Linked DNA regions of Homo sapiens: region 2 is linked to region 1. Evidence: read pairs that join two places in POLR2A ChIA-PET (ENCODE). Cell type or tissue: MCF 10A. All regions are shown on one strand. Each heading gives the region's core, and the rest is flanking DNA. Links, peaks and the distances in the headings are about the cores only.

Evidence for each region. Peaks named below come from ENCODE experiments on the same cell type or tissue, not always from the same donor. Only the 100,000 strongest peaks of a DNase experiment are listed, where the experiment ranks them.
Region 2: POLR2A ChIA-PET joins it to region 1 with 8 read pairs; 2 of 35 experiments call an interaction of 5 or more read pairs at or near these places.

What each region holds. Positions count from the first base shown.
Region 1 is chr2:9,100,125-9,107,257 of GRCh38, forward strand. LOC105373414 (a long non-coding RNA gene) reads left to right here and starts at 2,460. Exons shown (of 6, transcript NR_187861.1): 1 at 2,460-4,036; 2 at 4,155-4,462; 3 at 4,872-5,414; 4 at 5,732-5,848; 5 at 6,287-6,442; 6 at 6,587-7,133. RefSeq lists an enhancer at 4,330-5,529. In MCF 10A, for the core only: no CTCF peak of the experiment used is centred there; a DNase peak (open chromatin) is centred at 2,997.
Region 2 is chr2:8,839,357-8,846,042 of GRCh38, forward strand. No RefSeq gene overlaps it. Among named protein-coding and RNA genes, the nearest start is that of KIDINS220, 5.1 kb to the left of the region's middle. In MCF 10A, for the core only: no CTCF peak of the experiment used is centred there; no DNase peak of the experiment used is centred there.

The sequences.
Region 1 (7,133 bases), core at 680-5,679:
TAAGAAAATTTTGTGAAGTGGTGCAACTCTCAGAAATCAAACATGAATATGCATGCCAGGTGTGGTGGCTTACGCCTGTAATCCCAACACTTTGGGAGGTGGGAGAATCACTTGAGCTTAGGACTTGGAGACCAGCCTGGACAACATAGTGAGACCCCATCTCTACTAAAAATAAAAAAATTAGCTGGACATGGTGGTGCACACCTGTGGTCCCAGCTACTAGGGAGGCTGAGATGGGAGGATCACTTGAGCCTAGGAGGTCAAGGTTGCAGTAAGCCATGATCATGCCTCTGCACTCCAGCCTGGGCAACAGAATGAGACCCTGTCTCAAAAAAAATAATAATAAAAATAACTATGCAAAAAATATGACTTTATTTTTCTATATTACTAGCTCCCTCTCCTGGGGCATTCACTACTAATCTCAGTCATATTGGAGTTCCCCTGTCTTCTTTTCTCTGGGGTTCTAGGTAAGTTCCAGGGGCAGGGTGATGGTGGCAAGCATTACATAGTTCTGAGCTTTGGGAAAGGGGACGTCTCATCTTCACCGTCATCTTCACATGCTAGTTTCAACTTGTGTTATTAACAGAAACTTCCGCTGTCCCGCCTGACCTGCAGCCAAGCATCCACACAGTTTGTCCACAAGGCCCTCCCCTGGTCGCTGTCCTCTCAGTTATTCTCAGTGTTACTCTCGGACCCAGGAGCGTGATTCAGCAGCTCCTGCGCGGTGGGAGGTGGACAAAGGCTCAGTCCACTTGGGCATATCATAACATTTCTTCTCCTAGAAGCCATGACTTCTAAGGGTTGGAGCCTCCAAGCTTCTTTGGGATTTGGGACGTCCCTGAGGCACGCAGCCTGGGGAATGGGCTGCGCAGCCTGTTTTCTCTAGAACCTGAGCATGCAAGCACCACTCTTGCATTCTGATTCTCCAACCCCTCGCCTGGGAGGAGGCGAGAAAGGCTTGCCCTTCACCATATCTTCTCATCCCACATTTTCTGTTACATATGTTGCCTATGCCCTGAGTCCTTTCTGTTCCTCTAAACACCTGTGTTTGTTTTGTGTTTTTAGGTGTCATTTATATAGAAGAAAATGCGGCTGGGTGCAGTGGCTCATGCCTGTAATCCCAGCACTTTGGGAGGCCGAGGCGGGCAGATCACTTGAGGTCAGGAGTTCAAGATCAGCCTGGCCAACACAGTGACATTCTGTCTCTACTAAAAATACAAAAATTAGCTGGGCATGGTGGCACGTGCCTGTAATCCTAGCTACTCAAGAGGCTGAGGGAGGAGAATCGCTCAAACCTGGGAGGTGGAGGTTGCAGTGAGTTGAGATTGTGCCACTGTACTCCAGCCTGGGCAACAGAGTGAGACTCTATCTCAAAAAAAGAAAATGCACAGATCTTAAGCACTCAGTTTGAACAATATACAGAGCATCTCCCTCAACCCAGAAGGTTCCCCATGAAAGGGCCTAGACTTTTGAAAACCAAAAAAGTCCCCCCCTTATTTTCCTCTACCCTGCTCTGCTCATTCCCTTTGGGGAGGTAATGATCACACTCTGGCCTACCTGCAGCTCCTAACGGTGCCAAGTACATAGAGAAATGCCAAGGGCAAGGGGCAACCGTGAGATCGCATCTTAAACAGTATCCTCACATGAATCTCCCAATAACAAAGAATTATCCTCGTGACATTCACTCAGTACATTATAGTCCACTGAGCGCTCTCACTCTGTTCGTCTCATTTAACCTTACAATGTATTATTCTCACAATGTATTGTATTTGTATCCTTACAATGACCCATGTACAAATTATCATGCCATTTGGCAGATGAGAAAACTGAGGCCCAGAGTGAAGAGGTAATTTTCCAATGCTCCACAGGTGATACATGTCAGAGATGAGACAGGATCCAGATTCATGCCACTCCGTTTGTTTCCAGAGAATCTAATCATTACCAGCCTTCAGAGGGCAGAACAGAAAGACAGTCACTGATGCAGAGGATCTGAAGGGCTCCCAAGCCCTCCTCTTACCCAGCGCCACTCAAATTCCCCAGGACGGGGCTGCCTCCTTTCACTCCCCACTAGTTCTTACTTGGTGTTAAGCCATCAAAGACCTCGATGAATTGCCCCTGTAGAGGGTACCATGAAGACAGGGCCTAGCAAGTTTACTTCAAGGAGAAAAAGTGCCGGAAATGAAACAGATTAAGACAGTGGCCCACAGCACGGCAGGGGCTGACCTCCCGGGCCGCATCCAGACATTCTCACTTACAAGCAGTGTGATTCTGGGTAATTAACCAAACCTCTTTAGGCCTCTGTTTTCTCACATGTAAAGAAAAGATAATCACAGAATCTCCCTCAGAAGGGTTCTTATGAGACTTCCATGATATCATGCAGGTAAAATATCTCCCTGCCTGATTTGGAGTAAGCATCCATAGATGCTAGCTAATATCATTATCGAAAGGAGGCTGTGAAAACACGGACACTAATATTTCACTAGTGTGTCATTGACGCTGCAGCAAGACTACATTACCGTTTTGAAGTTAAATAAAACATAGAGATAAATCTCTGAGTTTAACATGTTTTATTTGGGAAGCAACAACTGCAGTTCGGGGGATAGACACAGAACGGTGGCCTCTCGTATGTCCAAAGAACAGAGAAGTTTGGAGGTTTTATGAAGAGGAGAAATGCTGTGTATTGTTTTGAAATAAAGTTCCTTGGCACTAGTAAGGTTTTGGGGATGCTGGCGAACACTGATTTGTGGGTGATGGTGTTAGATTTCAGCAGGTTGTTCCAGTGGCTGTTAGATAAAACTGGTTTCAGGTTACACCTGGCAGTTCCAGCAGCCAGGTCTGCAGAGAATCGTATGCTTGAAGGAACGTCTTGTGCCTCAAGCGCTTTACCCGCAACCTCTGGACTCTGTTTTAGTTGAGTGTGACAAGAAAGACCCAAGGCGTATGAAGCTTTGACCCTGTTTTGTAAACTCCCTTTGATGCGGTCAGAGTTCATTTGGGGAAACTTCTGGGAATAGTCAACACGGCCGGTTGGAAACGGAGGTGGAATTCAGTGGTTACAGCAGAAGCCTGCACTCTATCGTCCAGTGAGAGCAGCCCAGGGATGGGCACTCATGAAGGAGAGTGATGCTGCCCACAGGAAGCAGGCCAGTGCTGAGCAGAGAGAACCACAAGAAAAGCAGACAGGTCTGCCCGCGTTTGAGCTGGTATCACTTGCCCAGCAGGCAGGCATGGGGTGACACATGACTGGGCGAGCCACTCGCTGGGTGGGGCATTCACACAGGTCAGCTCAAACCAGATGGAGCCTGGGACTGTGACCAAGGAGCGAGTGAAGGTCAAAGCCACACATGGGGCTGAGGGGCCAGGTGGCCGCCTTATGAGATCGAAGGCGGGAAGCTTTGGAACAGGGCAAAAAGGGGAGCCCAGGGTGAGGGGAGAGGGCCGAGCAGCTCGGATCTCTGATGGTGAGCTGTGCAGAGATGGGGAAGCGCCTCTTTTCCTCTTTCATGTGGGTGTCAGGGGGGGTCCAGGCCTGAGGGAGCCAAGCTGGAGGGTGCAGGGTTTCGCGTCTGCCTCGGAACTGGATGTTTGAAAGCAAAGGTGAACGGCCCAGCAGGCCCGCTGGGGCACTGGGAGAACTGGTTTTTGCCATTTTAGGAATTGTTTGGCTTTGGCTTTTTTTCTCACTAAGAAATTGGAATCTGAAAGAGCCTTTCAGCTTATTGTTGAAAATCCATCAGGACCTGAAAATTAGAGACCGGGCCTGAGCTTTCAGCACATTTAAACTCACGGGAGCGAGGTGGAAAAGCCACAGGAAGTGGATGCACTAATTTAGAAAATAGGGAGAGGGAAGACAGCGCCTGTCCCCTCCCTGATTGACCACAGGTAACCCCTGGTCTCTCTGTCTACTGAGGCTGAGTGGCCTGTTCTGGGTCTGACTACCCTACCCTGGGGCCTGACTCTGCCCCGCCCCTCGCAACACTCAACAAACGCTTGTGGAAGGAGTGAACAAATGACAAGTCACGAAACCTAAATACAGGTATGTCACAAGAAGCCCTCCAGGCAGCGAGTCACTTAGCACTGCACAGGTAGCAACTTTCTAAAATATTTTACCTTTAGTATTGTCATTTCATATTTCTGTCTTTCTCTTACTTTAGTGTACTATTTTATGGTGTCTTAAACCATCACGCAATTCCACGGGTATGCAGCACAAAGAATTGAGAAGTAATTCCGATAAGAGCAGGGGAATAGTAATTGAAACTGACACCCATGTGACACTTTACAGTTTACAAAGTGCATGGGTCGCAATTCCAGAGTCTTCAGCTTTGGAGGAGACTGAGGTGCGGGACATGGAAAAGAAGGTCATTCTCTTGGAGCCCCAACAATGACCAGGAGAAATTCATTTGGCGGTAAAACCACACGAACCCTATTACATCACCAAGCCCTCACCGTTTCCAGCACCCAGGTGAGTGGATGGGGTAAATTCTCCACCAGTGACTGCAGAAGGAAACAAATAAAAGGAAAGGGGGCCGGGCGCGATGGCGCACGCCTGTAATCCCAGCACTTTGTGGGGCCGAGGTGGGTGGATCACCTGAGGTCAGGAGTTCGAGACCAGCCTGGCCAACATGGTGAAACCCCATCTCTACTAAAAATACAAAAATTAGCCAGGCCTGATGGTGTACACTTGTAATCCCAGCTACTCGGGAGGCTGAGACACGAGAATCACTTGAACCCGGGAGGCAGAGGTTGCAGTGAGCCGAGATCGTGCCATTGCACTCCAGCCTGGGCAACAGAGCGAGACTCTGTCTCTAAATAAATAAATAAAGGAAAGGGGTACGGAGACAAGCAGCCCAACCCTATACATTTGTCCCCAGGGTCTCTACAAAGAGGCAAGCTGGGACTGAAATCTCTCCCGAGTGTGGAAGACGGACGGGAGCAGCAGCCGGACAGCACAGCTCAAGGCCGAGAGGCTCACTGGGTGACTCGGGCCGCTTTGGGGTGGCTGTGAGAAGCGAAGGGAGGCTGACTCGGGGTGTGGTGGGGAGTGAAGCCACCACCTTATTGCCTAGGCCTTCCCTTGATGCACTTGGAAAATAAGTTGCTCTTTCTTCACCGGGTGGGGACATTAATTAATGTTTGCAAAAGTCTTTATGATCCTTGTCAAAAGGTGTTCGGCCGGCTCTAATTATCCAGGTTTCAGCTGCCACCGCTTCCATCTCAGCACAGCATCTCTGCCCTGGAAGATGTCAAACAAGATTGCTGTTGTCAGGATGTGCATCCAGCTCATGTGGATTTCTATCTGCATCTCCAAATACTGCCCAGATTCCAAAGCCCTGCAAGGGGATGGTATCTTGTTTGGGGAGATGAGACCTGTGCCCCGCCCAGCTCCACCCCGTAAGAAGGCAGCTGCCTGGGAGGTATAATTTGATAAGTTTCTGGAAGGACTCACACATCCAAAACCAACTCCCCATGTCTTCTCATGGGGGCCGGAAATTCCTCCACTAAAAATTCACTCCTTCACGGGTCTTCGATGCTTTCTCAAGTAGTCTAGGACACGGTGGTGGAGGGAGAACCAGCCCAGGAGCCAGGCAGCCTAGCCCTGGGTTTCCTCCTTGTGTGGGTGCTGGCTCTGCCCTTACCGGCCTGGTGACCTGGATAAACTCATTCTCTTTCTTTCTCATTTTTTCCACCTAAAATGGCAACGCTAATGCCTGTCTCACGTGCTGTCGTGCAGATTAGATGAGATAATGGATGTGAACGCCAAGTGTTGCAGAGACGTAAGCGGCATTATCGTTACTGAAATGTCCCAGCCAGATCATCCCCAGGAGGGATTAATGGCCCACCAGGACAGGTGGGCACCTGGGGTGGTCGGAAGAGCCAGGAGAACCACAGCAGGGAAAAAGACTTCAGGAAAGGAAAGGAGAGAGACCCCACCGCTGGCACAACCACAGAAGTTTTGGGGATGAGGAGGGGCTCTAGATATTTCCCCACTTCCCCAGACAGCCGTGTGCCCTTACAGGGGAACTGAAGCTGCCCACCCGGCTCAGGCCTGACCCCCCAGGTACCTGCTGCCCCAGGTGTGCGGGAGGAGGGTGATGGCAGACGGACACCCACCTGGTGAAAGAGCCAGTCAGAAAAATAACTGAGCGTGCCTGGGTGCATGCAGACACATCCCCAGGTAATTTAGACAAAAAGGCCCCGTGTTGGCACGAGTAGCCCATGGATGTCAGACCAGAGTAATTGCTTTCTTTGTCAGAATTTCCTGCATAATTTCCTCTCCTTTGTTTAGCTGAGAGAACCTGGCCTTGCATCTGGGAGTCTGCTTGCCAAACATGATTGGGTTCTTAGAGATGAAAGACACAGAGTGAGCTATTTTCCATAAACACACTGGCACATGTGTTAATTACTGCAAGGAGAAAACCAGCCCCCATGTTTCACGTGGGAGGTGCGTGGTGCTGTGGGGGGAGCGATGGGTGGAGGGAGGACACCCTTCAGGATCACAGTAGCTACTTCTCACCAGGACACTGCTGCCATCCAGCCTTTGTTCTGGGCATTTTGCGTTAAAAATCTCATTTAATCTTCACAACAGGCCTGTGAGGCAGAATCCAGGAATGGAAAGAACTCGGGTTTAGAAGCCAAACATTGCTGGATTTAGTTCTGTCCTCAGCCACTTACTGAGTGAACGGGGCAAGCTACTTGCTTACTGGAGCTTCAGTTTTCCCGTCTGTTAAATGGAAATAATACTGGCTTCAGTGTGTTGTGAGAATTCCCTATAGTAATGACTGTGAAACAGCTGAAACCCTGCAGGCAGGTGGTAAATGATAGCTCTCGTGTTGCCCTTTATGGATAAGGATGCAAGAAGTTTAGGATGGTTGGCCAATGCCACACTGCTGGTCAGCAGCAGAGCTAGGTCCGTCTCCCTGCCAAAGGCAGGCATTTTGCTCAGAGGCCACCAAACCCATACCCTTGGTGGCCAACATGGCAGCGGCCGGATCGGAGTCTCCCCCCAGTACTTTGTAAGCCCATTGAGGGTAAGACTATGCATCAGATCTCTTGGCATCCTTGGTATCCTTGGCAGGTCTCTTGGTATCCTTGGCATCCTCTCTCACAGTGCCGTAAATGTTCCTTAAATGGAT
Region 2 (6,686 bases), core at 1,634-6,633, 260 kb before region 1:
AGGAGGGTGGCCCAAAGTTCCAGGAACTGTCAATATTTGCCAGCCTTGGGGCTGGGGTGGCAGCATGGGAGGGGGCAGTAGATGGAGCAGGGGTCAGCCTCTGAAGGGCCTTGAGTGTTAAGTACCATTTGGGAATTTGTTCTAGGGAAATAGAAGGCCACTGAAGGGATTAGAAGAGTATCAAATTTGTCCTATGGAAATAGAAGGCTGCCTCCCCCAGCATCCACTACCCTTCCCACCACCCCCCAACCCCATCTTTCCTCAGCCTCCAGCTGTTTCCCTCAATCCCCTCCATCCTCCTCTTATCCTCTCACTGCTTCCTCCACCCTCTGCCCCCACATCCTCCCCCAACTCTCCCCACACCCCTCTTCCTCCCATCCCCCCCTCTGTCCTCCCGTCTTCCTCCAGCCACCCAAGCCTCTCCAATCCTCCCACCACTTCCCCTAGTCCTCCTTCTGTCCTCCCTCATCCTCTTCCCTCCCTCTCTTGGTAGCACAGTTTAGCACTCCCTCCTGGAAATATTTCTTTTTTTTTTTTTTGGAGACAGAGTCTCGTTCTGTTGCCCAGGCTGGAGTGCAGTGGTGCGATCTCAACTCACTGCAAGCTCTACCTCCCGGATTCACGCCATTCTCCTGCCTCAGCCTCCCGAGTAGCTGGGACTACAGGCGCCCGCCACCGCGGTCGGTTAATTTTTTGTATATTTAGTAGAGACGGGGTTTCATCGTGTTAGCCAGGATGGTCTCGATCTCCTGACCTCATGATCCGCCCGCCTCAGCCTCCCAAAGTGCTGGGATTACAGGCGTGAGCCACCGCGCCCGGCCCCCTCCTGGAAATATTTCTTCTCCTGGGCTTCTATCCCATTCTTCTGGCAGCTCCTTCTCAGATTCCACCTCCCATGAATTGTTGGGGTTGCAGAGTTCTGTCCCCACTGGACTCACCCATACCCCTCCCACCCACCCTTGCTCCTGCGTCACTAGTTTCAGAGACCTGGCTCCAACCCTAACCACCAAAACCGGAAGTTGGAAGTCATCTTCCCCCTGATTAAATGGTCAGTTAATCAGCCCATCACCTGACTGTAGCCACTTTCATCCCAGTGATCTGTTTAAAGGCCTCAGAGCTCCCAACCGGGACTATCCGAATACCCCCAGCAACTCTCCCTGCTAACCCAGTAGCCCTGCTAACCATTTCTCCACAAGCTTGCCAGCTAATGCCACTTCTTTCATTAAACTCTTCAGTGGCCTTCTGTTTCCCCAGAACAAATTCCCAAATGGTACTTAACACTCGAGGCTCTTCAGAGGCTGGCCCTGCTCTGTTTCCTGCCCCCTCCCACGCTGCTACTCCCACCCCAAGGCTGGTAAATATTGACAGTTCCTGGAACTTTGAGCCGTGCTCCTTCTCATCTCCATTCTTTTCCAAAGTGATGTTCTCCAACCTGGACATTCTTCCTAGCCTCATCCAACCGAATGTGATGGGCAAATTCTATTTAAGATACAGCAGAGGGGGTCACCTCTTTTGTGAACCTTCCTAGTGGACCCCCACAGAGTTGGCCATTTCATTCTCCGTGCTTATCTTCGTACTGCACAGTGCCTGGGACAGTGTCAGGACTCAGAAAGGCTGTGTTAAAGAAGGCACATTTAATCTCTGTCCTTGTTCTCTCCCCGACTCTAAGGTCGACTTCATCCTTATATCCCACCATACCTCCGACACCCCCTCCTCCACCCCGCCCTGTTTACAAGAGTGGCTGCCCTTAGCAAAGCCATTACCAAAGAAATCACACCATTTAGGTCTTCATTGTATGTGTGGGGGTATTCTCTCCTTGTTTCATGAGGGTATGAACCCAAAATATCTGAGACAGTCTCAGTCAATTAAGAAAGTTTATTTTGCCAATGCTAAGGAGCACCCGTGACATACTCTCAGGCAGTCCTAAGGACATGTGCCCAGGGGGATCAGGGTACAGCTTGCTTTTAAACATGTTAGGGATGCATAACACATCAATCCATACATGTAAGATTTACATTGGTTCCATCTGGAAGGGCGGGACAGCTGGAAGGGAGGGGGTGCTTCCAGGTCATAGGTAGATTTAAAATTTCTCTGATTGGCAATTGGTTGAAAGAGTTATTATCAGTAGAAAGGGGTTTACTTTCTACTTTTTAAGACTTTACTTTTTAAGTCCAAGGTTTTATTAAGCAGGTGAAGCCGCCAAGTATCAGGCTTCAGAGAGAATAGACTGTCAATGTTTCTTATCAGACTTTATGTCTACATTGATGTTAATGCTGGAGGGATATAAAGAGGCCTGACTCCCTCTTCCATCATGGCCTGAACTAGATGTTAAGGTTAACTCTGGAATGCCCTTGGCAGAGAAGAGGGGTCCATGCAGACGGTTGGGAGGCCTTAGGATTTTATTTTTGGCTTACAAGCGTCACGTCAACTTCTGATGAAGCCGTCCATGCTCCTCGCTGACAACTTCTGATGAAGCCGTCCATGCTCCTTGCTGGCTTTCACCTGAGTTGCCGGGTTGACACATGGGTGGTGCTTTTCAATGGTTCCCGACCTATGCACACCGCAATCATCTTTTTAAAATCACCTTTTTAAAAATCAAGATTGACATTTATTGGCAGCAAGGCCTAGGAATGTGAATTTTAAAAGATCTCTCCAGCTGATTCTAATGAAACACCCTGTCAGACTTGGTTTCAGTTCCATTGTGTCCCAATCAGTGATTTCAAATACCAACATCCTTTTTTAAGGTCAAGCAATGTTTGGAGGACCCACAGAGGACAGCAGGTGTCCTTCTAGTCATCACCGATTGTGAAAGCAACACGGGAGTTGCAGTTTGTGTTCTCGCAGGGATCTGTAGCCCCAGAATGGGAAGCTGTGCTCCAAACATAAGGAACTATGCGAATAATCAGCAAGGCATTTGACAGCTTTTCTTGGTGGGTTTGTGGACACAGGAAGTGTGGGTTCTCTATCAGAGGTTGGTCACTGAAAGGGGTCACTGAAAGGGCTCACTGCAGTGTGCTGGTTAGTGAAATGATGACCCAGGAAGATGGGGCTCCTGAAGCCTTCGCCTCCCCCATCAAGCTCCATTTTGAGAAGGGCCGCCCTCATTCTAACCCCCACCCCACCTCTCTACCCCACCTCTCACCCCAAACCCCCTAGTACCTCTGCCCTCATAATTTCTGTAACTCCATCCCTCTACAACAAGCCCAGGACACTGGCTTTAAGCAGTTCCAGGCTCATGCCCAGGCCGAGCTCTGCCCACCGGGTGTGAGCCATACTGAGTGTGTGTGAACCTGCACAACTGAAACACGTCTCTTTGAGGAACCTGGAACACAACAGTGAGCAAGGCAGAAGGAGAGCGAGGGAGTGCTGGGCTCTCCAGCTTGGGTGGTCCAAACACCGCTGAACTTTCCTGGGGGTTCTCAGTAAAGAACTCTGCAAATGTCCATCTCAGAAGACACAGGAGGTTCAGTCCCAGACACCAATAAGACAATGCCCATGCCACCTGAACCTCCTGCTCCTCTCCCCAGCAAAGAAAAATCCCTGAGGATACGCAGCATGCAACTTGTTCTTTCTTAGGAATGTTTTGGAAAGCAATCCAGATAACAGCCTGGAAAGAAGTTATTGGAAACAGGCTCGGCTGTAGCCACATTTTGATGGAGGAGGAAAGGAGGGTCGGACGCCAGGTGTGGCAGGGGGCAGATGATGGCGGGCTGGTGATGAGAAACCCTAGCCCCTTCCCCCACTGCAGATCTGAACTGGAGAGGGGAGATCCTTGGGTTCACTATTTTTGCTATTATACTGGGCCAGGCATTTAATTACTAAAAATGATAATTTGTAATGACTAAAAGTGGCAAGATAACATTTTATGATGTAAAAGCGACAAGAAAAATTATGAAAATGATGAGCCCTACTCAGAATTCCTCCAGGGATGGGAGGCAAGAGGTCTATAGGCCCATAGGCCCAGGCATTCGCAGGAGTCGTCCTGAGGAAAAGGCAAGTTGCTTTGCAATTCTGCTGTACTGCATTCACCTGTCTCAAATGATGGTGACATTAGGCCAGGCGCGGTGGCTTGCGCCTGTAATCCCAGCACTTTGGGAGGCTGAGGCGGGCGGATCACCTGAGGTCAGGAGTTCGAGACCAGCCTACATGGCGAAACCCCATCTCTACTAAAAATACAAAAATTAGCCAGGCGTGGTGGCACATGCCTGTAATCCCAGCAACCTGGGAGGCTGAGGCAAGAGAATCAGTTGAACCCAGGAGGTGGAGGTTGCAGTGAGCTGAGATTGCACCACTGCACTCCAGCCTGGGTGACAGAATGAGATTCTGTCTAAAAAAAAAAAAAAAATTCATATGATGGTGACATTTAGTAAATTATATCTATTTTAATCACAAATATTTCCTCGCTCATGCCAAATGCTGTTTATTTCTTTCATACTTATGAGCTCTAAAACTCATATTTTACAAAGATATAACTGTTGTAAAGTATAACAAAAATTATTTCTCCTCAGTTTTGTTTCAAATATATCCCTCTTTCCACATTCTTTAGTTTTTCTCATGGTTCCTGGAGCCTAAATCTTTTTGGCAAACGCATCCCCAGGGTTTCACTCCAGCAGAATCACTCATATCAGCTGAAGGGTCTGTCTTCTGGACTTGCTATGTGGTTTTTATGTAGAGGGAAAAATAGGAGTTATCTTTCCATTCCTCACCACTCTGCCCATCAAGACTATAATTTAATCGCCCTTTCATCTTTTTTAACAGTATCAGCATACCGAGATGATGATTTCAGCAGTCCAGGTTTCAAGTTCATGGTAATTACATTTTCCATAGAAGTCTGAAGATGTTTTGCGTACCACATTGCTTTAAAAATTGTTCTTCTCTGATTATAAAAGGAATATGAGTTCATTATAAAGAATTTGGAAAATACGTAAAAATTTGAAGAGATAGGTCCCCTAATCTTATCACTCTGACTTCTTAAACGGAGATTTAAAAAATAATTTTTATTGACTGGGTGAGGTGGCTCAAGCCTGTAATCCCAGCAGTTTGGGAGGCTGAGGTGGGCAGATCACTTGAGGTCAGGAGTTTGAGACCAGCCCTGGCAACATGTCAAAACCCCATCTCTACTAAAAATACAAAAATTAGCCAGGCATGGTGTCACGTGCCTGTAATCCCAGCTATGTGGGAGGGTGAGGCAGGAGAATCGCTTGAACCCGGGAGATGGGGGTTGCAGTGAGCCAAGATTATGTCACTGCACTCCAGCCTGGGCAACAGAGCGAGACTCCATCTCACACAAAACAAAACAAAAGGAAAACAATAATCATTATTAACCAAACTCGCTATTGGAAAGGGGAGGGGTAGGAAGGATGCTCCTGAGATGTTATGTTTTGTGGGGTATGATGCTGTTGATGTCACTTCTCTTGATATCTTTGCCAGCTGCCTCCCTGACCCCTTTAATCAGTACATTCCTTCTACAGAAAAATATGTAGAAGGAAGTTTGCCTAACTCCAGGATGGCAGCAGAAAGAAAAGGAATACACAAGAGGACAACGTTTAGAACAAATATGAGAGGCAGGAGAAGAGAGGCAAATGCACAACCCTGTGTTCAAAGGCCCAGTTCAAATGGGGAGACACAGAGAGCAAGAGACAGAGACAGGGAGAGATGGTTAGAGGACAAAGAAAGGGACAACTGAGTTATCTGTTGTCTGCAGGTCATATTCATCAGTTCATGTGAAAAGCTGTCGGGTTTCAGTGGGGTTTCGCAAGCTCAACATACAGGGCAGACCATGTTCATGTTGCCCACCCACTGCCTGGCCACAGCTGCTTCACACTCTAGAGCTGCTTGCTTTTATTATTATTATTTTTTGAGACATGGTCTCACTCTGTCACCCAGGATGGAGTGCAGTGGTGCCATCAGGGCTCACTGCAGCCTCAAGCTTCCAGGCTCACGCAACTCTCCTGCCTCAGCCTCCTGGGTAGCTGGGACCACAGGCATGCATCACCACGCCCAGCTAAATTCTTTAATTTTTTGTAGAGATGGGGTCTTGCCAGGGCTGTAAAGCTGTTTTCATCATCAAATTCTTACCCATTAATAGAGATGGAAGACTTAGAGAGTCCTTCTTCTTGGGAGTACAATCTAGTTAGTGAGACAGGTGATATACTAATGGAAGATATTATCAGTACAAGATAGTATAGGCAAGAACCGAGGAAGTGGCAGCTCGGAAGAATGAGTGGTCTCCGGGGTTAAGGGGAGTTGCGTAAATGCCCTCAAAGAACGGGAACGGTCCGGCAGGGGTCAGGTGAATGATAGCAACCATAAGGTGGGATGGGCACCGCATGGCCAGGAGTTCTGCTCAGGACGGCCGTCCAACCACACTGGCTCACAGTCTCAAACCAAAAGTATTTTCAGGGCAACATCAAGTTAGCAAGAGGTTCAGTTCCTTCCTCTCTTTCTTGAAAATTGGGATCTTTGCTCATTTCCAGGGTCTTGGCATCTCACCCAATGTAGGTTGGCACCTTGAATCTCCATTAACCTCCAAAGCCAGAGTTCACTCACAGCACAGATTCCCATGAAAGGGAACAAGAACTGGAATAGAGACAGTTAATATTGCATTCGGTCCACTGGTGCATTTTTAACCCCTTCAACTCTATGAGAACTATGGGTTAATATTAATTTTATTGTGCCATAAAAAA